2 separate regions of the Homo sapiens genome follow, and region 2 is linked to region 1. Evidence: read pairs that join two places in POLR2A ChIA-PET (ENCODE). Cell type or tissue: PC-3. All regions are shown on one strand. Links, peaks and the distances in the headings refer to the core of each region. The heading gives the core; the rest is flanking DNA. Region 1 overlaps LINC01483 (long intergenic non-protein coding RNA 1483). Region 2 overlaps MAP2K6 (mitogen-activated protein kinase kinase 6).

Region 1 (17,630 bases), core at 5,936-9,935:
CCAAAAGAAAACCCATATTTGTTGCCCAGTTCTGTGGCTCTAAATGGCCCCAGCTTTTGGAATCAGCCTTGGTTTTGTCCTTTGTCATGTCAGCATCTATTTTTGTCTATTCAACTTTCAAAATATCTATCCAGATTCTGATGTCTTCTGCCTCTCTCCTCGCCACTTGCTCCAAGCCTGTGCTTCCAAATTTGCCCAGTGAGAAGAATCACTTGAGAAACTTATTGAATACATGAATTGCTGAGCTCCATCTCAAGCGTATTGAATCCAAATTTTTTCAAATGTTGCAAGTCTTGTATTTTTTATTTGTCTATTTTTTAAATGGATAATATTTTAAAGGACAAATTATAGTTGCTCACATTTATGGAGCAACAATACAATATTTTGATAAATGTATACAATGTGGAATGATTAAATCAAAGTTTGTAAAGGGTCCAAGGTGACCCTTGTCAAGCAAGTATGAGATTTGCAGAAATCCACTGTCATTTTTCCTACCTGGCTTGTTGCAAAAATCTTCTAATCGATCTTCCAGCTTCAGCTCTGGTCCATTTTCTAAATGGCAATCAAAGGGGTCCTAATAAAAAGCTAGGTCATTTCTGTGTAGAATGTTACTGAGATTGCATTGAATCCATAGATCACTGGGTAGTACATATATTTTAACAATGTTAATTCTTCCAGGCCAAGAACACAGATTGTCTTCCATTTATTTATATCCTCTTCAGTTTCTTTCATTAAGGTTTTACAGTTTTCATTGCAGGTTATTTTTCACATCTTTGGTTAAATTTATTTCTAGGTATCTTTTTTTGGTAGCCATCGTAAATGGAATTGCTTTCTGTTTCTTTTTCAGAGAGTTTGCTATTGGGATATAGAAATGCTACTGATTTTTGCATGTTGATTTTGTATCCTCCAACTTTACTGAATTTGTTTATTAGTTCTAACAGTTTCATAGTAGCAATTTTAGAGTTTTCTATCTGTAAGAAAATGTAGTCTGCAAACAGGAATAATTTAACTTATTCCTTTCCAACTTAGATGTCTTTTATTTCTTTCTCTTTCTCTGACTAGACCTTCCAGTACTATGTTAATAAAAGTGGTGAAAGTGGGCATCCTTGTCTTATTCCAGATCTTAGAAAAAAGCTTTCTATTTTTCCCAGTGAAGTATGATGTTCGCTGTGGGTTTGTCACATATGACCTTTATTATGCTGAGGTATATTCCTTCTATTCTGAGTTTGTTGAGAGTTTTTTTGTTTTGTTATCATGAAGGGATGTTGACATTTATCAAATGCTTTTTCTATGTCTATTGAAATGGTTGTATGAGTTTTGTCCTTGATTCTGTTAATATGATAAATCACATTTATTGATTTGTGTGTTGAACCATCCTTGCAACCATGGGATGAGTCTCACTTGCCATAGTGAATGATCTTTTACTGTGCTGTCGAATTTGTTTTGCTGGTATTTTGTCAAGGATTTTCGCACCTATATTCATCAGAGATATTGGCTTGTAGTTTTCTTTTCTGTTTTTGAGTGTGTGTGTGTGTGTGTGTGTGTGTTCTTGCTTGATTTTTGAATTCTAAAATCACCTATACCCACAAAAGACCCTGAATGACCACAGCAATTTTGAGCCAAAAGAACAAAGCTGGTGGCATCACACTACCTGACTTCAAAATATACTACAAAGGTACAGAAATAGAAACAGCATGGTACCGACATAAAAACAGATACATAGACCAATGGAACAGAATAGAGAACACAGAAATAAATCCATACACTAATAGCCAACTGGTTTTTGGCAAAGGTGCCAAGAATGTACACTGGGGAAATAATTAGCCTCCTCAATAAACAGTGCTGGAAAAACTAGATATCTATATGCAGACTGAAGCTATGTCTTACTACATACAAAAATCAACTCAAAATGGATAAAGCCTTCAATATAAAACCTGAACTGATAAAACTAGTAGAAGAAAACATAGGAGAAATGTTTCAAGACATTGGGTTGAGTAAAGATATTTCAGATAAGACTTTAAAAGCACAAACAATGAAAACAAAAATAGACAATGGATTCCATCAAACTAAAAAGCTTTCTGCACAACAAAAAATGATGACAATAATCAACAAAGTGAAGAGACAATGTACAGAATGGCAGAAAATATTTGCAAACTATGCATCTGACAAAGGGTTGATATCCAGAATATGGAAGGAACTCAACTAACTCCATAACAGAAAAAAGCAAATAATCCTGTTTAAAATTGGGCAAAAGTCCTGAGGAGATATTTTTACTAACAACCAACAGGTATATGAAAAAAATACTGAACATGACCAATCATCAGGAAAATACAAATTAAAACCACATTGAGATATCACCTTATCCCAATTAAAATGGCTATTACCAAAATGACAAAGAATAACAAATGCTGGGAGAGATGTGGGGAAAGGGGAGCACTTATACACTAGGGGTTGGAACGAAAATTAGGAAAGCTGTTATGGAAAAGAGTATGGAGGTTCCTTAAAAAAATTAGAAATAGAACTACCAAATGATCCAGCAATCTCACTACTGAGTATATATCCAAAGGAAATAAAATCAGTGTGTGAAAGAGATAACTTCACTCCAATGTTTATTCCAGCACTATTCTCAATAGTTGAAATTTGGAATCAAACTAAGTGTCCATCAATGGATGAATGGATAAAAAAATGTGGTATATATATGCAGTGGAATACTATTCAGGCTCTTATTTTTATTTTGTATTCTTTTTATAAATGTGTTTGTTTGCTTGTCACAGGATCTCACTCTGTAGCCTAGGCTGGAGTGCAGTGTATTTTGTAGAGTTGGGGTTTCACCATGTTGCTCAGGCTGGTCTTGAACTCCTGGGCTGAAGTGATCCACCCTCCTCAGCCCCGTGAAGTGCTGGGATTATTAGGCGTGAGCCACCACACTGGGCCAGAAAATGCAAGCCGTTAGAAAGAATAAAATCCTGTTATTTGTGGCAGCATGGGTGAACCTAGAGGACATTATGTGAAGTGAAATCAGCCAGGCACAGGAAGACAAATACCAGCTGATCTCACTATACATGGACGCAAAAGAAATTGATCTCATAGAAGTAGAGAGTAGAACAGCGGTTACCAGAGGATGGGGAAGGGAGAGAGGAGGGGCTGATAGGGACAGATTAGTTAAGGGGTACAAAGTTACAATTAGAAGAAGTTCTGATGTTCCATTGCACAGTAGGGAGACTATGGTTAACAATATTGTGTTTCATATTTCACAATAGCTAGAAGAGGGGGTTTTGAGTGTTTTCACCACAACGAAATAATAAATGTATGGGGTGATGAATATGCTAAATACTCTCATTTGATCATTATGCAATGTATACATTTATTGAAACATTACATTGTACCAGGTAAGTATGTACAATTATTATGTGTCAATTAAAAAAATAAATTAAGAGGCTGGGCACGGTGGCTGACATCTGTAATCCCAGCACTTTGGGAGGTCAAGGCTGGATCACCTGAGGTCAGGAGTTTGAGACCCAGCCTGAGAAACACCACAAAATCTCATCTCTACAAAAATATGAAAATTAGCTGGGTATGGTGGTGCACTCCCGTAATCCCAGCTGCTCGGGAGGCAGAGGCACAAGAATCACTTGAACCCAGGAGGTGGGGGTTGCAATGAACCAAGATCACACCATTGCACCCAAGCCTGGGCAATAAAGCAAGACTCTGTCTCAAAATAAATAAATAAATTAATTAATTAAGAAAATGTTAGATTAGATCACTTCTCTGCATTATGGTTTCTTATTTCACTAAGAATAAAAATCAAATGCTCCTTAGAGTAACCTCCAAAGCCAACTCCCAATATCTCAAACCTATTTTCTTGTTATTCTCTTTCTTGCATACTCTAATCCAGGTGTCCCCAAATTCTTCCACAAATTCCACCTCAGGGCCTTAGAAGTTTCTGCTTCCTCTACTTAGAATGAAATTCTTTAGATATCTGCCTGACTTGCACCTGTACTTCCTTCCAGATTGGGCTTAACTCTCACCTCATCGGAGATGCCTCTCTAAGTAACATAGGATTGCTTCACCTGGTCTCCATCCTATGCATAATTTACTTTTCTTCATAGAATCTAAGTAGCTGGCGAGGCCAGGCGCGGTGGCTTACGCCTGTAATCCCAGCACTTTGGGAGGCTGAGGCGGGTGAATCACCTGAGGTCGGGAGTTCGAGACCAGCCTGACCAACATGGAGAAACCCCGTCTCTACTAAAAATACAAAATTAGCCGGGCATAGTGGCAGGTGCCTGTAATCCCAGCTACTCAGAAGGCTGAGGCAGGAAAATCACTTGAACCTGGGAAGTGGAGGTTGCGGTGAGCCAAGATCATGCCATTGCACTCCAGCCTGGGTGACAAAAACGACACTCTGTCTAAAAAAGAAAAATCTAAGTAGCTGGCATATTATTCTCTTTGATATTGATATTGTTGTTATCTTCTGTCTCCCCTAATAGAATGTAAGCTCCATAATGGCAGGAACTATGTTTTTAATTGTATTGCCAGCATATAGAATAGTTCTTTAATTCTAGTTAGCTCTCGGTAGGTTTTTCAAATTATTAAATGACAAAGACGATGAATGAATGAATGAGAGATGTGAAATAGGTTCAAGCTCATTGGTTCATTAAATGTAAGTAATTTAGAGATCACAGTAGATAGGAGAGAAGCAATAGGTGACAGAAAGTCATGGCATATTTCTGGTTGGATTCTCTTTTTGTGATCAAACAAAACAGAGTTGTCAGAGAAATACTATATATGAGAACTTGCTTACTTCCTGATATGGTTTTGCTGTGTCCCCACCCAAATCTCATCTTGAATTATAACTTCCACAATTCCCACCTGTTGTGGGAGGAACCTGGTGGGAGGTGATTGAATTATGGGGGAGGGTATTTCCTGTGCTGTTTTCGTGATAGTGAATGAGTCTCACGAGATCTGATGGTTTTAAAAACGAGAGTTTCCCTGTACATGCTCCCACTTTGCCAGCCACCATCTATGTAAGACTTGGCTTGCTCCTCCTTGCCTTCCACCATGATTGTGAGGCCTCTCCAGCCATGTGGAACTGTAAGTCCATTAAACCTCTTTTTCTTCCCAGTCTCGGGTATGTCTTTACTAGCAGTGTGAAAACGGACTAATACACTTCCCCAAAGAAGAAACTTCCATGTTGGAAAAGTTTCAGCTGAGGTTTAGAGTTTGGAGGTTTCAAAATGTGAAGTTCCGCTGGTTCTGAGTATCCTCCCTTAACTGGTCTTACCGGATGAGAACACTAAGGGCATAATACATGTCTATTTAGTCTGCTCCACTGAACTACCTCTATTCAACTAACTTGAAGGACACTGTGTTAGTTTGCTGGAGCTGCCATAACAAATACCACAGACTGAGAAGTTTTAACAACAGACATTTGTTTTCTCACAATTCTGGAGGCTAGAAGTCTGAGATCAAGGTGTCAGCCTGGTTGATTTTTTTCCTGAGGCCTCTCTTTCAGGCTTGTAAATAGTCAACTTCGTCTGTCTTCACAGAAGACATGATCCTTTCTCTGTATGTTTATGTCTTTATCTCCTGTTTCCATGAGTACACAAGTCATCTTGGATTAGAGTCACATTCTGAAGTACAAAGGGTTAGGACTTCAATATGGAAATTTAGGGAGAACACAATTAAACCAATACAGACACTTTACCTTGCAACTGTGTAAAGATGAAAGAGTCTTCTTGAAAAGATTTGAACTCACATTATGGGAGGAATTGTACGCAAACTTACATATGGTTACAACTATATGTCTATTTAGACTCATTCACATACACCCATATATAGGTATATATAGTAATACCTAATATCTGAGAAGAATTAGCACATTTTTTGTAATAAGGTGCCAGTATCAAATTTCTTTATTATTTACAAACTCGCAGACTTACTCGTCTTTCTTTTTTCCCTATCCTGTTTCTCTGTTTGTATTTTAATATAATATTATTGTTCACATCAAATTAGTTAGTTGAGATGCAAATGTTAATTTCTGTTAACAGAGTTATGTGAATGTTGTTCTAAAAATGATGACAGGTACATTGAATTTTAAAATCTGAGGTTTAACTACATAGCATTTCTGCAATTTACCCTTTTTTCAATGCTAGAAAACAAATAAAGCTCTTAATGAGGACTGTGTAAAGATGGTACAATGGTTCTCAGAGTGTGTTCCGTGGAGCCTTGGGCAAGGAAGAAGAAGCAAAAAGTATATTTTTTTCCAAGTCCTTGCAGGAGGTTTGTGAGGCTGAAACTATTTTTCTAACACTGAGACAATATTTTCTCTTATTCTGTTGACATTTTTACTGGTGTTGCAAAAGCAATGGAGAGTTAAGCTACTGATGCTGAAACCTCAATACCAATAATATACAATTTAAAAAGGAGGGAGGGAGGGAGGGAGGAAGGGAGGAAGGAAAAAAGAAAGCAATCGGTTTTACTAACAAATGTCCTTGATAAAGCTGTAATAATTATTGACTTTATTACATCTCAAAGTTTGATTACCTTTGCCCCCAATAGTCTGTGTGATGAAATGGGAAATTCACATTAAGCACCTCTGCTGCATTCCAAAGCATGATGATTGTCTCAAGAAGAAGTATGTGCATGATAGTTTGGGCTGTGAGCTGGAATAGACACTTTTTTGTTCACAGAACACAATTTTTACTTGAAAGAACAGCTGAGAGATAAACTGTGGATATTCAGATTTGAGTATTTAAGTGACATTTTCTTGAAAAGGATCAAGTGAGTCTTTCACTTCAAGGGAAACAATTAACAATATCTGATGCTAATGTTAAAAATTCAGATTTTCAACCAAAATTAGAATTTCTAAAAACCATGCCTGTTACTACAAGTTTGACACTTTCCTGGTATTTAAAGACTTAGCTGATACAATCAGAGATATTAATGATTGTGAATATCATTGTTAATCGTTGTTACTATTAATCATTGTTAATATCATTGTTAATATTAATCATTGTTAATATTTGTTAAACATTATTAATATCCTTGTTAATATTTGTTAATCATTGTTAATATCACTTCTGATCTTATCAGCTAAGTCTTTAAATACTGGGAAAGTGTCAAGCTTGAATTTTTGATATTGAATTATAAAATATGTTAATACTTGAAGAATCTGTATAACTCAATGAATCAACATTTTCTAAATGACCAATATATGATGTTACAAACTTGTGGACAACTAAAAGATCGATTCAAAGTGCAGGATAGATCAACGGATTTTAATATAACTGAGAGTGAAAGGTCATTAATATTGTTTTAGATTCCATATTGCAACTAACCCTTAGGAAATTATCACTTGGGTTTTGATGAGGTATCAAAGTAAGTATCACAATTATCTGAGAAAGTTAATTTTTTCAACTACATAGCTGTGTGTGGATGGATTTTCTTTATATACGTCAACCAAAACAATATATCATAGCAGTTGGAATGCCCAAGCTGGTATGAGAATCTGGCTTTCTCTGTTCTGCCAGACATTAAAGGAATTTTCAAAATTATAAAGCAATGCCACTCTTCTCACTAAATTATTTTTGAATAATAGTTATTTTTCATAAAATGTTATTTATATTAGCATGTAATTGGTTTCTTATTGTTATTGGAAGATGAGTAAGTAAACAAATATATTTTGTAATTCTCAGTGTTAATTTTTTAATGTAGCAGATACCGAAAATCTTAACCCACGCAAACAAAATCTCTTTGGGACTCCTAATGATCTTTCAAGGTATAAAAAACCCCTTGGCGGCAAACACTGAGTTGGTCATTTTGGCATCCCTCTCTCATCCGTACCTCAGACTTTGGTATCAGTCTTATTGTCTGTTTGCAGAGTGCGCTCAGACTGTCTGTCTACTAAAAACAAATTTAATGGTTTGCTGGTGTCCTCGTTCAACTATCTTAGTTAATCACTTACGCTATTTTTATTATTTCTGGTTTTATATTTATTACCTCATTGGTCCAACACATTTATTTACCATTGTTCAACTATCCACTGTGCATTATGCTAAGTGCTGAGAATATAAATAAAAAAGGCAGGTATTGTCAATAAGATCTTTATTTCTGATGGGGGAGATGGATACTAACCTAACAGTCAATGTATGTGTGATTTGTGCCACTAGAAATGGCACAGGATGCTAGGGACCCAGAGGAGGGGAATCCACACCAGATCATGGGCGTAAGAGAAAGCTTTCCAAAAGCAGCAGTGCCAGTGAAGAGTCTTTAAGGGCATTTAGCAGTTGCTAATGGCTGCTCATTCATACATCTGCCCTTTGAGGCTGGCTGTCAACTGAGAACTTAGCTGGGTTTGTTGCCTGGGACAGCTTTATGTGGCCTCTCCATGTGTGGCCTGGGCTTCTTCACAACAGGGTGGCTGAGTCCTAACAGTAAGTATCCTGAGAGAGAGAGAGAGAGTCAAGCAGAAGCTGTATCTGTTTATGACTTCGCCTTAGGTGTTTTGCATCATTACTTCACCAAATTCTGTTCTTTGAAGCTGTCACAAAGGCTCTTTGGCTCCAAGGGTAGGGAAAATACAGCTTTACTGCTTTCTGGTGGGTTGGCAAGATTCTGGCCTGGAAGAATTGCTGTGGACATTTTCTGAAAATACAGTCTGCTCTCTGGCCACACAATTCAAACCTTTTCACTGGTAAGATAAACTCCTATCCTCTTCAAGGCTCCCCTTATCTCATTCTGTTATGGCATTATGCTCAAATTCATGGTCCAGGATCCCACAATCCAAATCAGGTCCAAGTGCATTAGATCCAAGTCCATGAGGCTCCTTGCAGTTCACTGACTACAAATCCTCTAATACAGTTTTTGTCAATGTGAGAGCCTGTGAACAATGAAGACAAATTATCTGCTCACCACACACTCAACATACAATGATGGAATGTGGGCTAGGCATAGGATAACTGCTATAGTCACTCCAGTTCAAAAAGGAAGAAACTGGAAGACACTTTCATCCCTAGTCCATAGTGATTCTGAAATCCATCTGGACACAGTTATGGCTTTCTAGGTTAGGGTTTAGTCCTCTATCCTAGAAATGATTCTCCATGGCTCTTGGCTCTGACCTCTGAGTACTCTTTCCTTTTTTTTTTTTGTTTGTTTGAGATGGAGTTTTGCTCTTATTGCCCAGGCTGGAGTGCAATGGTGCGGTCTTGGCTCACTGTAGCCTCTGCCTGCCGGGTTCGAGCGATTCTCCTGCCTCAGCCTCCCGAGTAGCTGGGATTTCAGGCAGCCGCCACCATGCCCAGCTAATTTTCTGTATTAATTTTGGTAGAGACGGGGTGTTGCCACGTTGGCCAAGCTAATCTCTAACTCCTGACCTCAAGTGATCTGCCAGCCTCGGCCTCCCAAAGTGCTGGGAATACAGGCGTGAGCCACCACACCCGGTCATCTTTCCTTTTCAATGAGCATTGCCCTGTGTTTGCAATTGAGTGGTAGTATTTTCAGCCTGTTTCCTGTCGATAGAATTCAGAGGCCCAAACCCTCTTTTAATTTTGTAATGTCTCTGGCCCTTTTAGTCCAAAATACGCTGAGGCAAAAAGAAAAGCACAAACTGGTGTGGGTGGAATGAAGGGTGAACGGTAGAAGATGATGATATGGAAGAAAGAGGCTGTGGCAAGTTCATGTGCCGAACCAGAGATCCTGAAATGTATCCAATGAGTGCAATGCAGAAATGTCCATTTCTGCTACTTACTCTCTTTTGCTAAACTTTCCTAAAAGTATTCTTACTGCTTTAAAATATCTGTTGCTGAAGTTGGGAGAAGGATGTTTATTGTCTACAGTAGTTTTGAAATTCATCTTAGTTGAATTTTGACTGCAAGATGCTCTCACATGTGTGCTCTCTTAGTATTCCCAAATTGTTTTGTGGTCACAAAAGATTTTCCAGTTAACTGCTTTATGCCCGTTACATGCATATTTCACTTCAGAGATTGATGCTTAATTTTAAAAGGAAGCCCTCTTTAGAAAAAGACATAAATAGTATTTTCAAATAAGATAATCTCTATTTTATTATATGAGTGCTTTTGAATACTAATTGTGAAGTACTGCTGGAAGAGAACTGCAATTCTGGAAGCCTAGTACAGCTTCAACTAATACCCTACATCTTCTGAAGGAGTACACGTTTTGTTACTAGGCTATTTAATAAAAGAAATAAGGTAAGTACGACTTCAGGTTCCTGAAAAATACATACAGCATTTTTTTTGAACACTCAATTTTCATAGAGGTATAGCTTTCAGCCGGCAAATATTTATGACCATGTTATTGTGGGTATTTTTTAAAACAACTTGATTCAGGAAAAGTCAGCTTTTCAAAACACCTTTTTTGCCTAAAATGTCTTAGACTACAGTTTATTCACATTCATAAGATGTCATTACCTTTAAGAGTCCTGCTGCTAATAGCTATCCAACGTTTTTAGTCAAAATGTGAGTAAAAGAGAAAGCTGAAAACTTCCAAATATTTTTATTCCTCAAATTAATCGTTCCATAAAAGGGCTCTAGGATATGAATAATGCATTACAATGCTGCTGCAGATAACTTCACATATGGTACACAATGATGTGAATAGAGAAGAGATAAAATAGGAGATGAAAGAACTGCATTAGAGACAAATGAGTGAACTGACACAAGCATTTTCATTCCATTTGATTTGCACAATGTTTTTATTGAGTATTTGCTCATTTGCTGAGCTCTGTAATGGAAAGATAACTGAGTAGGATTTGGTCCTTGCCCTTTGGGAGCTAATGAACATTTGTGAGGATGTGGGGTGGGCTTTATTATTCCATGTAATTGATGCAATAATCATGTATACCATGAAATGACAACCTAAGAGATAATTCCTAGTAAGGACTCAGGAAGTCTGCAGAGAAGATACAGTATTTGAGCTTGATGGCAAATAAGGTGTCCAATTTGGGAGGTCATCCTCTAAAAATGAAACAGGTAATAAGAAAAGGCAGGAGGATAGGAAATATGGGGTGTCTTCTGGAAATGCTGAATAGCTTATCTAGTGAAAATTGGAGAAATAGTGAGGAGAGTATTAGAGGTAGATTGGAACTAGATCCTACAAGATCTTGAAAGCCAAAGAAACAAACAAAAATTATCAGACGGTGCAGTGGTGCACACCTGTAATCCCAGCACTTTGGGAAGCTAAGGCAGGCAGATCACCTGAGGTCAGAAGTTCGAGACCAGCCTGACCAGCATGAAGAAACCCCATCTCTACTAAAAATACAAAGTTAGCCAGGCATGGTGGCACATGCCTGTAATCCCAGCTACTCGGGAGGCTGAGGCAGGAGAATCTCTTGAACCCGGGAGGCGGAGGTTGCGGTGAGCAGAGATGCACCATTGCACTCCAGCCTGGGCAACAAGAGTGAAACTCCATCTCAAAAAAAAAAATTATCTTTTTTTTCTGTATGATCTGGGGTGTTACTGAAGATTTTGGGGAAGCTATGTTGCATGACTAGATTGAGATTTTAAGAATACACATGATGCCTCAGTGAGTGATGATTTGGAATTGACAACGTAGAGTTAAGTTTTCTACAATCAGAGATATGTAACAATTATTTGAAAATACAACTATAGTCAAAATAGAAAAAAATAAGTAAATTCTATTCTTGGGCATGTCTTTCTAAACAATCTGAAAGAAAGAAAATAAATACGTGGCCAAGTGCTGTGGCTCATGCCTGTAATCCCAGCACTTTGGGAGGCCAAGGCGGATCACTTGAGGTCAGGAGTTTGACTCAGCCTGGCCAACATGGTGAAACCCTGCCTTTACTAAAAATATAAAAATTAGCTGGGCTTGGTGGCACATGCCTGTCATCCCAGCTACTTGGGAGGCTGAGGGAGGAGAATTGCTTGAACCTGGGAGGCGGAGGTTGCGGTGAGCCGAGATCGCGCCACTGAACTCCAGCCTGGGAGACAGAGCAAGACTCTGTCGAAAAAGAAAAAGAAAGAAAAAATAAATATGAAAATATGATTATATTTAACTATGTATTCATAGGTATTCATAGGAAATTTCTATATAACAAAAAATTTCCTTCAAGCACACATATAACAAAAAAAAAATTAAAGGGCCACTGTCCACAATATTTAAGGCTAATAAGATAAACAGAGGATTCCTACTTTTACTATCAGCATAGGAGGCAGCGTAGTGTATTGTTAAAAGGATGGCTTTTGATGCCAAGCGAGACCTTGGATCTCTTAAGTGCTCTGTGCCTCAGTTTTCTTATCTATAAAATGGGGATGATACGTGCTCATGGCACTGTTGTGAGATTTGAAGTGAGTAAATGTATGTAAAGTCTTACATTATTATTGCTGTTTTATTAACAATGACTGTTGCATATATTGGGTGTCTGTGGATAAGTGATATGGATATGGATCTGTGTCTTCATGAAATCTTATGTGAAACTGTAGTCCTCAATGTTGGAAATGCGGCCTGAGGGGAAGTGGTTGGATCATGGGGGTGGATTTTTCATGAATGGTTTCGCACCATCCCCCCAGTGCCATTCTCATGATAGTGAGTGAGTTCTCATAAGATCTGGTTGTTTAAAAGCATGCAGCACCTCCCGCCTCATTCTCTCTTGCTCCTTCTCCTTCCATGTAAGACGTATCTGCTCCCCCTTTGCCTTCCACCACGATTGTAAGTTTCATGAGGCCTCCTCAGAAGTGGAACAGGTGCCAGTGTCTTGCTTCCTGTACAGCCTGCAGAAACGTGTATCAATTAAACTTCTTTTCTTTGTAAATTACCCAGTCTCAAGTATTTCTTTATAGCAGTGCAAGAATTGACTAATACAATAAGACAACTAGTTATTTAGTTCATAAGTCTGTCAATCGAGAAGAACCATATCTAGAATCTTGATATTGTGCATCACTGTACATTACCTTGTGATCTTGTGGACCACGATTATTTTTGTTTTATTGGAAATACTAGTAAGTAATTAAGGTCAAGATGTTCACTGAAATTGCAAAGTGGAAAATAATAAGCCTAATCAATTCACATGAAGAAAAATGCAAGTGGTTATTAAACATATTATAAAATACTCAATTTTACTATTAATCACAGAGGTAAAAATAAAAATAGCATTGAGTTACCATATCATAAAAAGTGATGCTTATATTTAGCTAGAATTGAAGAGGCTAAAACTTGGTTTAGCTTTAAGTCCCAATCCTGGTGGTGATGTAAATATACAGCCTGTCCAGAAAGTAATTTGAAAATGCCTATTGAAAGTGTTCAGAGCCCTAAAATCTTTATAATATTGAATATTACATAACTGTAAAAACTTATCAGGACAAAACTCATTTAATATTACTAAGAGATAAGACTCAACTTGGGAAACATAGTATGTACAATAAGATTCAATTATTGTAAAGAATAATATTATGTGCCCAGGAAAAACACAGAAAGATTTATAGTGGTTATTGTGGGTTGAAAGGTTGTGTTTGTTTCTTTCCTTTTCTCTGCGTAACTATCTATTGGTTCCTCCTATTGAGTATTTTACATAAGCAATGTAAACTTTTTGAAGGCTTTTGCTATGGTTTAGACCATGAAGGTGAGGGCTAAATAGTCAATATTTTAGACTTTATGTGTCACATAGTCCCTGTTACAACTACTCGACTTTGACTTTGTAATGTGAAAGCAGCCACAAATAGTCCAATATCTTTGTTTCAAAGAGAGGCAGTGGACTAAAGTTTGGCCTACAGGCCAGAGACTGCCAATTCTTGGAATTGACAAGAGATAATGGGGACTTGATTGTGAAAATGACACTTAGAATAAAAAGCTAAGAATAGATACCAGAGACATCACCAGGGTGGAATTTACAGGTCTTGAGGAAGGTCTGTTGACCATGATGGAGTTGACCATGACTTTTAAGTTTCAATTTTAGATATCAGCACTGATGGATATTGAGTGATGCATATCAACCAATATAGAGAACTCAAAAGAGAGCAATCCAATTTGTGGAGAACATGACAGATTCAATTTGTGATGAGCTGAATTTTCAGGAAGGCATTTGTCAACATGGGCCTGAAGTTCAGGAATGAAGTGAGAAATGAAGCTGGGGATTAAGATGTATAGTGCATCAATGATGACTTGATAATCAAAGTCATAGGAGCTGATGAGATTTTGGAATTGAAAAAAAAATCAGTGATACACACAGATGGAAACCTATATTCCATCTCTGATTATGCCCTAAAACATGTTGGATAATTTGGATCCTTCACCACAGTCTACCTATCTTCTTCCCCCTGCTAAGGGAGTGGGAAAGATAGCTTTGAGGACAGAGACAGTGTCCCCAAAAGTTCATGGCCAGCTTCTTCCTGAACTCCATCAGCAGAGAATGCAAAAGGACTCTCTAGGAAGTTGGAACGCTAACTTGTTACTCCAGCAAAGCAAATAGCTACATCCAGATCAGACATAAAAGTTGCCTAGTTTTAGGATTTTGTCCTAGGAAGCCAACTGCAATGGTCGGAGTGCTTGTGTTCCCCCCAAATTAGTATGTTAAAATCCTAACCCCCAAGGTGATGGTATTAGAAAGTGGGAACTTTGGGAGGTGATTAGGTCATGAGGGTGGAGACTTTATAAATGAGATTAGTGCCCTTATAAAATAGACCCCAGAGAGCCCTTTTATGCCTTTCACCATGTAAGGACACAGCAACAAGTCACTCTCTGTGAGCCAGAATGTCACAGCCCTCACCAGCCACTAAATCTACCAGCCTACAGAACTGTGGGAAATCAATATCTGTTTTTTACAAGCCACGTAGTTTTTGGTATTTTGTTATAGGAGCTGAAATGGACTAATACACCAGCCAACTTCTGAATGATAGGAGCAGACAGAGACTATTTTAATTTGAAAAAAATTGCTATAATATATTTTTCCCAGTTAAAAAGTTAATTAAAGGCAGTGGTTTTTTGTTTTGTTTTGTTTTCTTCCATAAAAAATATATAGGGTTTAGGTATCCTATTGAGCCTCAGGAAATTGAATAGAAATGGATATTCTATTTGGCAGTACAGAGGTTAAAAAAAAGAAAAGAAAAACCTGCATGGAATTTAGGCATCTTTTTTTTTTTTTTTTTTTTGTAGCTGCCTTTTCAATAACAATTAAGTGATTAATATGATCATTATTATTCAGAGGTGTAGTCATATAAGCAAATATTTTGATGCTGAGCTTAAATGTTTCCATAGAAAAATTATCCTGATATTTTGGCCTCTGTATGAAAAAAAAAAAAAAAAAAAGAAGGAAATGGGAAAGAGATCTAGGGCAAATTTTTAATAATATGGATTTTTCCCCCTTTCACATAGTGTGAAAGTTACAGTGGTTGCCAGCAGCACTAAAACAGTCAGACCACTTTCAGAAATTCAGTCACCTCTTAAACACTTAGAGGCTGCATTGAGTGAAAACCCGTTTTCAGAAGAGTTTCCAAGGAAGTAGAAAGTTTCCACACCCTACATCTTGTACTAAAAGAAATGGAAACAGGGGTCTGTCTGCCAAGAAGTCTGAATTGTTGTGTCACAGACTGTTGAACATTATAATCAGTAATAAAAATGGGAACATGCTTGATGCTACATTAAAATACACTTTGAAAAGCTTAGCCTAATAATATTTTTTTGATTTATTTTATTATTATTGTTTTGCAATGCTTACAGTGTTTCCACATTTCAAATAACAATAAGAAAAGCAAGACAGGAAAAATAAACTTTAAATAGAGATCTTTAGAAGAAGTATATTGAAAAACTTCTTTTTTTTTCTCAAAAATTACTTGGAAAAATCCTAGGATTGTCAATCTGATGAGCCAAAGGCTAGTAGTAGAAATTTTAGTCTTTGTTTTTCTAATTGTGAACACAATAGATGCTCATATAAAAATTGAAATGATTCAAAAAAGTATAGGAACAAAGTAAAAATCAGTCCCAGATTTCTCAAAGATAATCACTGTTAATGTTTCCAGACATAATTCTGGACATCTGTCCGTACATACATTGTATTAATGCATAGTTCAATATAATGTTGTGTAGACATAATTTTATATAAATGGGTGCACACTTTGGGCTTTGGTTACATAGCTTTTTTCATTCAACAATATCTAGTTAACATTTTCCCGAGTCAATAAATATAAATCTATTCAATTCTTATTCTTTTATTCATTATTCTGTGACATAGGTAATATACAAGTCATGGAGTTGATCTGTTGGTCATTTAGATTGTTTCTAATTCTTTGCTACTTTTGAATAGTACTATCATAGACATCCTTGTATGTGTAGTTCAATTATCTTATTAGGATAAATTTCTTGAGGCAGAATTCGTTCTTTCATTTATTTGTTCATTGAATCAATAAACATTTATACAGAAAGATAGGTATTAGCTTAAGCACAGGGGATTTACAGGGGTAGAAAGAAAAAACCTTCTCCTTGTGGAGCTTACATTTTTCGAAGCAAGGAACATCATAAATAAGCAAACAAACAATCAACAGATTATAAGTGTTATGGCAACAATAACATAAGGTGATTATTTTAAAAGTAATTGGTAGCTCACTTTAGAGGGAGTGGACAGAAAAACTTCAATAAGGAGGGACTATTTGAGCTGAGACCCAAATGTGAAAATATGTACTCATGTATAAAAATGGAAGGCAGAGCACTACAAGTAGAGAGAAAAACAAGTGCAAAGACCTTGAAATAGGAAAGATCTTGGCCTGTTCGAGGGACAGGAAGAAAGCCAGTATGTCTGGCTTCCTGTATGTCAGGACGTGGGGAGAGCGGCAGGGGATTAAGGTTGAGATGCATGTCAAGGCCGGGTCATGTGAAGCACTGTATGTATTGTAAAGTGTTAGGGCTAACATCCTACCGCATTGGGAAGCCAACAGAGAGTTTTATATTGAGATCGTGAGTTTAAACGGATTGTCCCAGCTGCTATGTGTGTTTGGGGGAGGTTTGGGGTCAAGAGAGAGGACAGGGAAATGAATCAGAGTATATTTCAGTAATCCGAGGGGGAGTTGGACCAAGGAGTTTTGTGAAGTGGGGTTATGGATTAGGAATACTTTTCTTAACCTGTAATATGCTTACATCATACTAAACTTGAAGGGCCTCTTAGACACATGTATGGATATGCATCAGGCAGCTGGATATCTGAATTCGGAACTTAGGGAAATGATAAACACTTAGAGAAATGAGTTATCAGCAGAAGGGTAGTATTAAAGGCTTGGAACTGGAGACAAAACTTACAAAGAAAGTATAGAAAGAGAAAAGTAGGGGGCTTAGGACTAGTCCCTGGGGCACTCAAAGGTTTAAAGACTGAGCAGAAGGGGGTGGTGGCCATCAGAGGAGGCTAAGCAGGAGTAGTCAGTGAGGTAGGAGGAAAACCAGGAGCATGAGTATCGCAGAAGCGAGAAGAGGTGGTGTTTTAGTAACTAAGACCAGCAAACTGTGTAAATTCCTACTGTGGTCTGAGTAAAATGAATACAGCAAAGTGTCTCCTGGATTTGGCAACACAGACATCACTGGTGACCCTAAGAAAGGCAGTTTAAGTAGAGTGGTGGAGATGGAGTCTTGGTCAAAGAGGGTTAAGGAGAGATTAGGTTACAAGGAAGTCCACAATGGCC
Region 2 (13,724 bases), core at 6,345-10,344, 250 kb before region 1:
ATCTTGAAGGAGAAGGAAGAATTAACCATATGAACGTAAAGGAAAAAAGCAAACCCACAATGGTTTCTTACAAACCCTTCTTTTCTGTATTTATTTTGAGATAGGACTACAGAATGAGATTTTCTTCCTCTTTTTCCTATATATCTCTTTCTTATCGTAGGGGTTTTAAGGAGTTCTTGAGTTGGGTTGTGTTGACCATGTCAGCCTTGTTTTGAGATTCATCATAGAGAAGTCTAATAGAGAAGTCTTGCTTTCTAGTCCTGCAGAAGGGTTAACAAACGAGTTCGCAAAAGATTGGAATCTTAGCCGGTTTACACTTTTCATTATAAACTCTTCCTATAGGTTCACAGAAGGAAGTCACTGGAAGTCAACTGCCGAGTGCCAGATCAGCTGGACTTCCCTTTGGCTTTTTCTCCAGGCCTATTTAAGAAGCTGTGGGCCCAACTGACCAGTCTGATGGCATATTGAAGGGTAGTGGAGGCCCACTCAAGCATCAATATTGTCTGACTCAGGGAAACTAGCATAAAACACAGACAGTCAAATACAGTCTCCTACTTGTGTAGGAAGGACAGTAAAAAGAGGCACTAGATGTTTATTTAGCTTTTGACAAATGTATGCCTTGAAACGCGCAATGTGTTTTTATTCTGTGGATGTACCAAATAGCCCTTCTTGGAAATGATCGGGGGAATTCAAATAGGCAGAAATCCTCTGGTCAGCACAAACTACAAGCTAGCAATTCTCAAGACAGCATGAGCTGTTTTTTAGTGTCAGCTATGGTCAGAAGCGTGTGTTGTGGCATTTGGAAAAGGAATTAGGGCAGTTAGCTAATTGCACGCTTGAAAATGAGAAGCTCTTTGAAAATTCAAAAGTCTGATTCCAGTTCAAAAAGAAATTGGTGTTGCTTTGAACTCCAAAGTTGTTATTGTATACTGAATTTCAAGTACTTCCTACTAAACATGGAAAATTTGCTTTCCCCCCAACCTTATCCTGAGTGTATTGCTATTCTTAGCCCATGTTTTGAAGTGTTCTTGATTTAAAAGATGGAGAGAATGGGTTATATCAGTTCCATTAATTTAATAAACAGCCTTGCTTTGCGGTGTAAGTATTTTCCATCTATATTCTGCAGTAGTGTTTGGGGTAGATTGTGAGCTTTCTAATCAGGGGCCATGAGTCAAGGAATAGCCTATTGACCAGTTAGTCTTGGAGGTTTCAGGAATCCTTAACACTTTATGATGGATCAACTAGGGTACTTTCCCCATATTTTCTTTATACAGAGTTAACAAAAATCTGGAGATTTTTTTTTTCTTTTTTGATACAGTCTCACCCTGTTGCCCAGGCTGGAGTGCAGTGGTGCAATCTCAGCTCACTGCAACCTCCGCCTCCCAGGTTCAAGTGATTCTTGTGCCTCAGCCTCCCTAGTAACTGGGATTACAGGCTCCTGCCACCATGCTCAGCTAATTTTTGTATTTTTAGTAGAGTCGGGGTTTCACCGTATTGGCCAGGCTGGTCTTGAACTCCTGACCTCAAGTGAGCTCAAGTGATCCACCTGTCTCACCCTCACAAAGTGTTGGGATTACAGGCATTAGCCACTGCACCTGGTCGAGAAATCTTTATAAGCTGTTCCAGAAGTGAAAAGATAAGATATCCTGACTCAAAATCAGTATTTTAAAAAAATACAGCATTTAAAAAAAATACAGTATTTTTAAAAATGGAGATGTTTAAGCTCATCTATCTGTTGGAAAGAGACAGTCATTTTATCTTTTCTGCTAAATATAAGGTAAAAAATCAGCACATTTTTACATTTGAGAAACAAGCTTTTCTTCCTGACATTGCCTTGGTTCTGTTGTTGACCAATGAAAGCTAGTAACGGAGTGGGCCTGGGTCCTCAGTGAGAGTGTTCCAGATGCAATGCGGAGTTTAAGGTCTAAATAGAGACAGCCAGAATCAACCATCTGAATATTGAGTGTGGATTTAATGTTGTGCTTGCACTTTTTGTTATTTACTTAGCGTGTTACATTGTTCCAGCGATAGAGAAGCATTTCTGGTTTTTGATTTGCTTTGAACAATAGTGGGAAATTCAGGGCTTCTAGCCTGTTTGTTTTTTTTTTTTTTTTTTACCAGGGTCTGTGTGCAAGTCAGCAACGCTCCTGGGATCACATTGCTTCTTCTGTGTTTCTTTCTAGGTAAACTAGCTCTTGAACTTAGAAAGAAACACTTTTGCTTCCTGGGGTTGAGGGCAGGAGACGGTCGTGGTGAGAATGTGCTTAAAGACAAAGACAAACCAGCTGGAGATGGTCCTTTTAAGTGAAGGGGAGAGGAAGCCGCAACAAGGAGGGACCACCTATTACACAAAGCACAGCGTTTCTTAATCTCTGCACTCATGACATTTTGGGCTAGAGTGTTCTTTGTTGTGCGGGATTGCCCAGTGCATTACAGGATGCTTAGCAACATCCCTGGCCTCTACCTATTAGATGCCAGTAACACCCTGCCACCAGATGTAACAACCAAAAATGCCTCCTGACATTTTCCATATATCCCCTGGGGAGCAAAATGACCTCCAGCTGAGAACCACCCACGTAGACTCTCAGCATCTAGGTACCTACAAAACCATCGGTGGGAGTTACACGGACTCATTCATTTCACTCAGCACACATTCCCATATCAATCAGACTTTGCCGCCTGTTAATTCCTCTTTCTAATGCGCTCTTATTTTTATCCTCAGTTGAGATGAAACTTTCTCTCATAGGTTGTCTGGTCACTGAGGTCACTAGGTCCTAGGTCTGCCCTCAGTTCCAGGTTGAAACTTCTGTCCTCACATCTACCTGTAGCCTGTCTCAGGTTCCCTGGCTTCCACCCACAGCATTGCCTGGAACAAACTGGTAGGCTGATTTTAAGTTGTTTTGGTTCAAAAACTTTCTCTCTCTCTTTTTTTTTTTTTTAATTTTATTTCGTTTTAAACCACAGTTTCTCAAAGTGCCTGAACTACTTCGCTCTCTCATGGTTCTGTACCTTACCCCGTCATGCTTAGCTTCGGAGGGTGAGGCAGAGCTCACGTCACACATGCTAGGTCTCATTTGCTCAAAATGATCCCTTAGCTCAAATCCCAGCAACCTAACAATCAGTTACATTTTGATTCCTCCAACTCCAGGCAAAATTCCTTTCCATTCCAATGCCAGGCAAAGCTCCTTTCCATTCATGTATGATTTTGTGGTCCGTTGGGCACAGGAGTCTGTAGGTTGCCTTGCAAATCATAGTTTTCAAAATCATCTTTTTCTGCATTCTGTAACCTGGGATTCCAACTCCAAGTAAATTGTTTCTTTTCTTTTCTTTCTTTCTTTTTCTTTTTTTTTTTTCATTTTAAGGCCAGAGTTGGATAGAGGATAGGGATGGGCTGAGAATGGGGTGATGGGTTGGTCTCTTCATCTTACAGTTTTATTACTGTTAAATAATAAGTAACAGCATTTATTGCCTCCGGTATCAAATGTTATTAAATGTCTGTGTCAATGGAGAGCAGAATAACCAGAAGTCACCTGACAATAGCGCATGACCATAAAGTATTTCTAACAAGAATAATTGCTGTCACTGAGTGCGCTCTCTCTTTTATCAGCTGTCATAAACAGGTCTTATTACCTTTGTCATAAACAAGTAGTATTACCTTAGAAATGTTATGGGGGGTTGGGCACAGTGGCTCACACCTGTACTCCCAGCTCTTTGGAAGGCTGAGGCAGGTGGATCACTTGAGCCTAAGACTTCGAGACCAGCCTGGGCAACATGGTGAAACCCTGCCTCTACAAGATACAAAAATTAGCCAGGCATGGTGGCACGTGCCTGTAATCCCAACTACTCAGGAGGCTGAGGCAGGAAGATCACCTGAGCCTAGGGAGGTGGAGGCTGCAGTGAGCCGAGATTGTATGCCCCTGCACTCCAGCCTGGGCAACAGAGCCAGCCCCTGTCTCAAGGAAAAGAAAATAAATATTAGGGGTTTATTGCTTCTATCTCAGGCAGATTTGGTTAGGACTATATAAAAGCAAATTATACATTCATGGGAAACAGAAGCAAAAAGAACCAGGTACCTGACAGTGAAGAGATAACAAATGGCAATGTAAGAAACACTTGCCAATTTCTTTGTCTGTGGAAATGGCATTAAAGCTGCTTTGAAGGAAAGTAGATTTTTTGAAATAAAATGGCTATAGATCAGAAAAATTAGTGTGCATATCATCGGTAAAGTATCAAAAGGAAAGTACACACACACACACACACACACACACACACAACTATTTTTCCCATTAAGGCACAACCAGGGTGATTTAAAACATGATACATAAGTGTTACAGAAGAGGAAAGTCAAGATAGGAGGCTGTGTTTTCAATACACTTTTAAAGCTGATTATGTTTAGTGTTCTACAGGTTCTGAAATCCTTGTCTAATGAAAATATATATGGCTTCTAGATTTTAATGATTATTTTTTTTTCTTTAAGCTTAAAGAAGAATTCCAAAGAACGGCCTACATACCCAGAGCTAATGGTGAGTATTGTTAGCAACGTAAACATGACTATACTGATAGCTACAAAAGGCAAAGTCACTAAGACCTAAATTATCATCACATCACCATATTGGAAGAGTTGGTTCATTGATACATCAGTGACAGGAATTGAACTCCAGGAAAGAGAGTTAAAGAGTTCATCCTACATCCTTCTTAAACATAGGTTGGGACCTGTCACTATTCTTAGTAGTTTTTTTCCAGGCTAATAAACCTGTCATGATACAGAGCAAATTATGTGTATACAATTTATATTTTTGAATTTAAAAGATATGAGAAGCCTCATATTACTAAGATAAAATTAAGGAAAGTATGATTTAAGAGATTTCAATACTGAGGAAAACTTAAATGCTCTTTGACTGATCAATTTTTGATCAAATATCTGGGCTAAATTAGATGAACAACTTTTTGGGGGGTAGCTAAGGAGGAAAAAAAATTTTGCTTTTTGTTTTCACTTTGGTGGAAAAAAGTAAGACAAAGCATGATTAGTTTAAATTATACTCCCTCAGCATTCACAGTTTATCACTTGCTGTGTCTATAAAAAGCAAGAGTGAAGAAAGTAATATCTTAGCATTGTTTGTTGTATTAAAATAACGTTTCTTAAATTGTGGTAACTATAGGCCGGGCATGGTGGCTGTTCATGCCTGTAATCCCAGCACTCTGGTAGGCCGAGTTGGGCAGATTGCTTGAGCCCAGGAGTTGGAGACCAACCTGGGCAACATGACGAAACCCCACCTCTACAAAAAGTACAAAAAATTAGCCGGGCATGGTGGCATTTGCCTGTAGCCCCAGCTACTCAGGAAGCCGAGGTGGCAGGATCACTTGAGCCCAGGAAGTTAAGGCTGCAGTGAGCCGTGATTGTGCCACTGAATTCCAGCCTGGGCAACAGAGTGAGACCCTGTCTCAAAGAAAAACAAACAAACAAACAAACAAAACTCTGGTAACTACAATTCTAAGCTAATTACTAATGATTCTAAAAGCTAAATACAAATGGCAAGGACCTAAACTTGGCAATGCTTTGCTTTATCTAAGTATATGTTGAATGTAGGAGAAACACATTTTTGGGGGGGAGAAATATATAAAATTCAGACTATTTGCTAATTTATGTTAATTCCTAGATTTGTTTCAATTATCAAGGTTTTCATTTTAGCAGGGGAAGGAAGAGTTACGTTCATGCACAATTTCAAAAGCAATAAAACACTGACACCCTTTCTTACTGGAACACAGTTATTCATCAGGCATTAAATGCTTGCTCCTCTGCTATCCCAGCCACAAGCCCTGCTGTCTTCAAGACCAACTCAGGGCATGTCTTAGAAGCATGGATTCCTAGTGTCAAATGCTGTGGTGAGGTGGCTTAGATATGAGGAAGCACAGCTTGGAAATGTCGAGTCAGGAAGAGTTACAGAAAGCTGATCAGGAAGATGCGTGATAGTTACAGCCAATCACATAGGTTTTCACTTCTGTTGCCTAAGCTTTGATTGAAGATTGAACCATTTTGCAACTGGATGAATTGGAGATGAGACCATCTCATTGGGCCTCCATTGGGTGCATTAAAAGGCAGCCCCTGGTGCTCAGCACTCTACCATCTTTATTCAACTAAAACTCACAGTTAAAGAAGGAAATATGAGTAATGTTTGAGAAAATCCTAGCATAGTACATGTTTAAGTTGAATATTTTCTTCCCGATTATTTTTTAATAGCCAGTCAAAGGCTTTTTTGGTTCTGTTTACTCTTTTTAAATATGCTTATGCACCCGCTAGGCCATTTTAAAATTAATTTCATATAAAATACAGTAGATATACAGTTATTCTTGTAGGATACTATGGAGCCTGTAATCCTATTTTATTTATTTATTTATATTTTAATTTTTATTTTTTAGAGATGGAGTCTCATTATGTTGCCCAGGCTGGTCTCGAAGTCGTGGGCTCAAACAATCCCCCGGCCTGGGCCCCCCAAGTAGCTGGGACTACAAGTGTGCACCTGTACTCCTATTCTAAAGTTGCCATGTTTTGTAACTAAGTTCAGATAAGAAGAACATTTTCTATATATTTCTGGCTACTTTTTCTTCTTCCAAATGGTTTCGGATCAGAAATTTCACTGAAACACACTTGAGAAAAGAATGCTTAATATACATGGGCAGCTGATGTCAAATTCTACATTTGTAATATGTTCTAACCCTGTGATATTTTATGGCCTACATATATATCAATGTTATAAAATCATGTCAGTCCCCCTTTTCTTCTTACAGCATTAGTCTTTGTGGTACTGGAAATGGACTTGCCTTTTAAGACTATAACTGTTCCCTGCTTTCCTGTGGAACTGAGGTTTTCAAACGGAAAATCTGAGTCCAAACTCCCTGACTTTAGCATTGGGAAAACACTTGCTGAGAGGCAATTGTTTAGATTTTAGGAGTTGGTGAGGAAGTATGAAGGAAAAAAATAATCCTTTTTCCAGGTGAAGGACAGTTTAATTAAGGCCTTAACCTAGACATGTCCCTCTTATAGAAATCCCAAATGTTTCTCTCCCTAACACGGATTGAAGGGTGTGTATTCTTTAAGATCATGTCATTTGCTTCTTCTCTCAAATGTCACTGGGGAGTATGACTCAGTAGAATTTGTTCTTCTAAAGTAGGTAGCAGCCAACGATTTCTGTAAAGGACTAAATAGTAAGTATTTTAGTCTTTGTAGGCTATACAGTTGCTGTTTACAATGGCTTAATTCAGTGTTGCAATGTGAAAGCAGCCATATCCGATGTGTTAAAAAAAAAATGGGGTGTGTGTGGCTGTGTTCCAATAAAACTTTATTTAAAAAAACAAGCAGTGGGCTAAATTTGGCCTCTGGGTCATAGGTAGCTGATCCCTGTCCTAGATGATAATCACCAGAAAAGATAACCAGTTCATTCAAGTGATTGCCCAGTGAAATAATGTTCTCCAATTATCTTAGGAAGTTCTAGATTGAACTGTATGTTAAACAAAGATGCCTGACCCATTCAAAACCATAGTCTTAAGGGATGAGGTGCTGTGCATGGGACAGGGAGACCTGCTGGTGACTGTAGCTTGTCTGTCTATTCCTCGTAGTATGTTCACGGATCTCCATGTTTTCTTCAGGCACATCAGTGAGACTAAATGGTGTAAAGTCCTCCCTTCTTGTCTCCCTGGCTCCTCTTTTGGGAAACCCAGCCTGGTATTATAGTCTGAGTATTATTCATAGTCCCTCATTTGTCAATTTCCTGGTTGCTGCCCTTGCTAATCTTAATCCATTGCTTATAGGAGGGACTGGGTTCCCTCTTAACCTTTTACAGCCTCAAAACCCACACAAGAAGGCAAGTCACACTTTCCATTTGTCATGCCTACCCGTTTTCCCCTCCCCCTGCCCTTCTGGCTCTCATAGCATTTTCTCAACCTGGGAATAAATGGAAAGATGCCTAGCGATTTTCTTTTTTTTTGATTAAAGACTTCAAGTCAGGTTATTTAATTCATTTGCAGACTCAGGCAACATCTACTGAGCTAATAGCCACTAGCAGAACAAAAGGCAAGGTGGGGCTGGCAGGTGTTGGAAGCAGTCACCAAGATAATCTGAGGTTTGGCATGTCCTGTTTTGATAGTAAAAAGCTTTTAAGTACATTAAAAGATTTCCAAATGTCCAGAGGATGTGGGAAAGCTAATAAGCATGATGGTAGAGTCCTTGGTAAGTGTGCTGTGTATGTGGTGACTAATCAGAAGTATGGCTGCTATTTAGTTTTTGAGGGAGCTCAGGAGGAAGGACCTGGCACTCAGAGCTTCAGTTGATTTCATGAGTGTAAGGATCGGAGCCAGCACTCAACCTGTGTCCTCAGATGGGCAAAGGGAGAAAATCTCTTTTCCATTTTCTGAGTCATGATACTTAATCGCGACCAGCTATCTTCTTTGGGGTTTTTATTTCTTTGTTCCTTTCCCATTTGCATTGTTTCCTAGAGTTTCCATGAGCAGGAACTCAGTTTTCCACGGAGCTGACTCATCCAACCCTCTGCTGTCAGGTTTAAAACAAATATAATTAGAAAACCTACAGCTGGGCAACATAAAGGTTGTAAACTAAACTCCCTAAAGTCAGGGGAAACAGAGTGAGTCACTTATGTGTCTGGATGTAAAAATGCTTACATTTAGCTACTCAACTGGTCATTGAAAATAGACTACCAGGCAATCAAGGGAGTGAGCATGGGAGGTGAGACACGTGGGACTAAGTTCTACCTGTAAGAATTATCCATTTGGGGTAGGTTTGGTTGGTTCTATTTCCACTATAAGAACTGTGGCTCATGACCTGATATATCTTTCTAAGTAGAGGTGGCAGGTTCCACTGTGAGAGCTGGGCACTTATTGTAACAAAATTGAGCAATCTGGGGAGAATTGTTCTAGTGCAGAGAAAATGGCTTCCTGCTCAGGATTGTTTTGAAATGCATGGCCTCTTGAATCACATACCATGCTTGTTCCCCTAGCAAAGCATAAGACTTGTTATGTTTTTAGAGTTTACTTGTTCTGAGCTGTGAGGATAGAGACTCTTCTTTTCCCTTTTCAATCTTTAATCTCCGAGTTCAGTTTTCTCTGCACATAACTAGAGTTTGGCAGTCTACATTATTTTTCAGATGGATCAACTCTTCATCAGGAGAGACATAAATAAAGCTCGTGGCTTGGCAAATGGCTTTAACTGTTTTAGTCTAAACCAATTCTCCAACGTCAAGGGCGAGGGCTACCTTCCTTGCACGTTTACTGTTCAACAAAATTGGCTTCTCATTCCATCATCTTTTTCCTGAGAAATAAAAGTGCATACTGCTGGCCGGGCATGGTGGCACACGCCTGCAATCCCAGCACTTTGGGAGGCCGAGGCTGGCAGATCACGAGGTCAGGAGATCAAGACCATCCTGGGTAACACAGTGAAACCCTGTCTCTACTAAAAATATAAAAAATTAGCCAGGCATGGTGGCATGCACCTGTAATCCCAGCTACTCGGGAGGCTGAGGCAGGAGAATCACTTGAACCCGGGAGGCAGAGTTTGCAGTGAGCCAAGATCGCACCACTGCACTCCAGCCTGGGCAACAGAGCGAGACTCCATCTCAAAAAGAAAAAAGTACATACACCTATGAATTGTCTTATTATCTTACTACTATATTAGCCTAAAATGACCTTGTGGGGCCCAGGGCTATTTGTAAATCAGAGTTTGGGTTGTTTTTTGTCAATCTTTGTATTTTGCTGTAGATGAGACTTACGTAGCATAATTACACTTTTTTTTAAAATTTAATATAGTGGAAACCTAGAGATATCAAGATGGAAAGAGTGACAACTAAGAGATATCTTTAAAATGTTTGCATCACTAGATGTGTGCTTGATTTTGGAAAGGGTAGGAAAAGCCCAGCCTAGCTCTGATAGGGATACTTAATCCCTGTACCAAGCAGATCTATTCATTTGCTAATCTCATATATTGATTGTCAGTAAGACATTAATACCATGTTTTTTCTTTTTCTTTTCCAGCAACATCCATTTTTCACCCTACATGAATCCAAAGGAACAGATGTGGCATCTTTTGTAAAACTGATTCTTGGAGACTAAAAAGCAGTGGACTTAATCGGTTGACCCTACTGTGGATTGGTGGGTTTCGGGGTGAAGCAAGTTCACTACAGCATCAATAGAAAGTCATCTTTGAGATAATTTAACCCTGCCTCTCAGAGGGTTTTCTCTCCCAATTTTCTTTTTACTCCCCCTCTTAAGGGGGCCTTGGAATCTATAGTATAGAATGAACTGTCTAGATGGATGAATTATGATAAAGGCTTAGGACTTCAAAAGGTGATTAAATATTTAATGATGTGTCATATGAGTCCTCAAGCTTCTCAGACTTCTCTTATTCTTTACAAAATGAATGCATTGGCCCTGACAAAAAGGTGCTACGGTAGTGATGAAATTATAAGTAGATTTGTAGTTTGTCCCATTTATTATTTTAATATTTATGTTTAAGTGCTTGGTTGAAAAGATTCCATTTTATACAAGAAGGGAGATTCAAAAAAAAAATATAAGGTTGGGTTAGCAATATTTATAGGGCTTTTATTTTTTAAGTTCAATTGTGTCTGTGGTCCAGAAGAAATTATTTAATATGCATCTTTGAGAATATTATAAAAATATCAAAAAGGAGCTCTTCTTGTGAAATGTCTGTTCCAGCTGTTGTGACTGCTGCCATTTTTGCAAACATCTGCCCAATCCTGGGTGATCACCACATCTTTTAGGGGAAGTGACAAGATGCTCTGGTCATACTCTTTTTCCCAACTTTGGAAAACATAAAAATCACTCATATAACAGCTCAAAGAGTAAAACATTTGGTTCTTCTGACACTTGTGGTATAGTATTAGTGGAAAGTGATTTGTAATATGATTTTATATCCACCTACCTATTCATCTACCTGTGTGTATGTGTGTGTTTGTGTGTCTATTTGGCAATTCACAAGTCCTGCCAAGTGGTTTCTATGAGCATCTCTGTTTGGTAAGGAGGACAATTGTCAGTTTTGAGGGGGACATGTGTTAAATCACAGAAAAAAATGGTGCCTTCTTCTGCGTTTGTCCCTCCTGCCATGTGTAAGTTGTAAGGATTGCCTTTGTAGTTAATGTACTCTTTGGCTTTGTTTGTTTGTTTTCTTCTTCAGTGAAGCAGCCTTACTATTCATAGAAGGGCTAGAATAGGAGAAAATGAAAGGTAGTGAGTAATTCTTTGATAAGATGAGGAAATAATGGGAAAGGTTGAATTAATTCCTGGGCATGGACTACCAGATGACCACAAGTTGCGTTGAGGCCGCATCTTTCTTCAGCAGCGTGCAATAGCTGGCTCCTCTATAGGAGATGAGCTTCATTGGGAGTTCCTAGCAAGTTGACTAAACAGCAAAAGTTCTTTCTCGTGGGTAAATATACCCACAGGTTCTATGATTTGTAGCTCTAGGTTTCTTGATGATCAAGGAGTGAAGTAATTGACAGGGAAAATATAGACCTATGATAAATAACCAGGAAGCATTGCTTTTGGACAAGGAAGGACAGAGGGTTTTGATTTTAAAAAGAAGAAAAAAAAACCTTATTTTTTCTTTCTTGGCCTCAAGTTCAATATGGAGAGGATTGCTTCCCTGAATCCTCTCTTCCTTCCCCTTTTAGATTTTGAAGTGCAATCATATGTTTTTCTCTGTTTGCATTTTTTCCTCCTTGTTCTTGACAAGGAGGAGTTGCTCCTGCCCAGAATGAGCGTGACACTTCCGAACACTTCTTCATATTCAGTTCCAAGATATATCTGCTTGATTAAACATGAGCTTCCTCTGCTCTGAAGCTACCTCTGTCCTCATTTTATTCTAGCCAGAAAAGGAGTATCACCCTAGTGATTATGGCTGTTCACTTTCCCATCTATCTTCCTAAATCTGGAAGTTCTTCTCTTGGAGATCAAGAGAAAAATTACAATTGTATTCCTTACTTTATTCACCCACCTATGAAAACAGGAAGCAATAGGAAAAAAAATCCGGTTACTCCATTTTAGCTTTTGGTGAACGATGTAGAGCAAATTGTCTCTCTGGTCTAGGTCCGATTACTCTTACCTGTTTTTCCACTTTGAGACATTCTAAACAGAATGTGTAACTTCTCATATGTATGCCTCTCCCATCTGTGAACCTAGGCCAAAGTTGCAAAAACAATCATATTAATAGTAGAGTAGAGAAAAAGTTAGTCTATGGTTCTCAACCCTCGTGTACATTGGAACCATCTGGGAGCTGTGAACACTGTCGCTGCCAATGTTCCAGCCACCAGAGATTTGGATTTAACTGGTGGGGCCTAGGAATTGGTGTTTTTTTGTTTTGTTTTGTTTTTTACACACCTTCATGTGATTCTGATGTGAAGCTGGGTTCAGAACACTTATCTAGTACCTTCTAAAGAGAACTGACTTAAATTTACTTTCTTTTGAACATTTGCAGGGAGTAACATGCCATTGCAGAAAGTAACAAAAACAGGTCCTATTTCTTTCCCTGTCCTCATCAGTGGAAATCTCTTTGTCACTCTGAGAGAAGGCATGTACCTGGGATACTGATAGGAAGTGTAGAACACCTTTTCCCCAGAGAAGCAATATTTTGCACTGTTATTAAATATCTTACACGGTAAAGTCAAAAGAATGACCTGATAGCCTCACAAGACTAAATTTTAGAGCATGGTTTTGTTTTTGGAAAACTGTGTTGTAAGTGCCAATCAACCAACTTTTGAAAAAATCAAGATACCTAAACTATATATAAATGGGGAGTATTCTGTACATATAGACTTATATATAAAGACATCTGTGTTCACGGATGACCCTCAAAATAGTTAATGCCCCACCAGCATAGACCATCTGAATATCAGCCCTGTCTACACCTATCAATGTATTACAAAATCAGTATAGCTCTACAAAAGAGATCATGCTTATTTCCCCAGATGTATTTGATTTTGTATCATATAATTGTCCATGTTATAATTTTTGAAAATGTTTATTAAAATAGCCATCTTTTTTGATATTATTGGTTTAAGAGGTGTGCCAAAAAAAGTAATATGCATAACTTTTAAGACTATTACCCTATGTTTGTACGTATGAGTGAATATTGCCCACCAGAGTAGCCATCTTGAGAGACTACATATTTATATTCATAATGCTATTAAATTATTTTTGCCACTCCTCTTTCAGAAAAGGCTTTAGAATCCACTCCCTCCTCTGAGATGTGTGTCATCATTTGAGAATTCTTACTTAGGTTTTGTTGTTGTTTGTTTTGCTTTTTACAAAAATCCTTAGCAGATGTTTCCCTCTTTGATTTACCTGCCTTGTTTATCAGATTTTGCACAAAGTTGTGTTTGACAATTTCTAGAAGTTAAATCTTCCCTCAGAGCTGGAGTTTTAGCATCATTGACTCTTTGTAAAACGCCATGTCATGGGCTCTGAAGATAATTTCAAATGAAGATTTCCACACCCCGCCCCCACCACCCCTGCCCAAAGTGCATGATTATTTTTAACCAGAGTCATTCTTCCACCAGAATAAGTGTAATCTCCCAAAATGACTACTTTGAAGGAGATAGAACCCCCATAAAGGTATATGTTTGTTGATAAAATATCAGGTCATCACGGATTTTGCAAGTGAAAGTCACCTATCTTCTATGATTGAAGGTCCTGATGTGGGGGAA

What was found. ChIA-PET counts read pairs that join two places held together with the same protein. Peaks named below come from ENCODE experiments on the same cell type or tissue, not always from the same donor. Only the 100,000 strongest peaks of a DNase experiment are listed, where the experiment ranks them.
Region 2: POLR2A ChIA-PET joins it to region 1 with 5 read pairs; 2 of 35 experiments call an interaction of 5 or more read pairs at or near these places.

The regions. Positions count from the first base shown.
Region 1 is chr17:69,780,797-69,798,426 of GRCh38, forward strand. All of the region lies in intron 3 of LINC01483 (long intergenic non-protein coding RNA 1483), which reads left to right. Among named protein-coding and RNA genes, the nearest start is that of LINC01497, 170 kb to the right of the region's middle. In PC-3, for the core only: no CTCF peak of the experiment used is centred there; no DNase peak of the experiment used is centred there.
Region 2 is chr17:69,531,638-69,545,361 of GRCh38, forward strand. It overlaps MAP2K6 (mitogen-activated protein kinase kinase 6), which reads left to right. Exons shown (of 12, transcript NM_002758.4): 11 at 4,478-4,523; 12 at 10,039-13,724. The coding sequence ends at 10,116. Among named protein-coding and RNA genes, the nearest start is that of MAP2K6-AS1, 53 kb to the left of the region's middle. In PC-3, for the core only: no CTCF peak of the experiment used is centred there; DNase peaks (open chromatin) are centred at 7,924, 8,304 and 8,434; H3K4me3 peaks cover 1,484 bases; H3K27ac peaks cover 2,557 bases.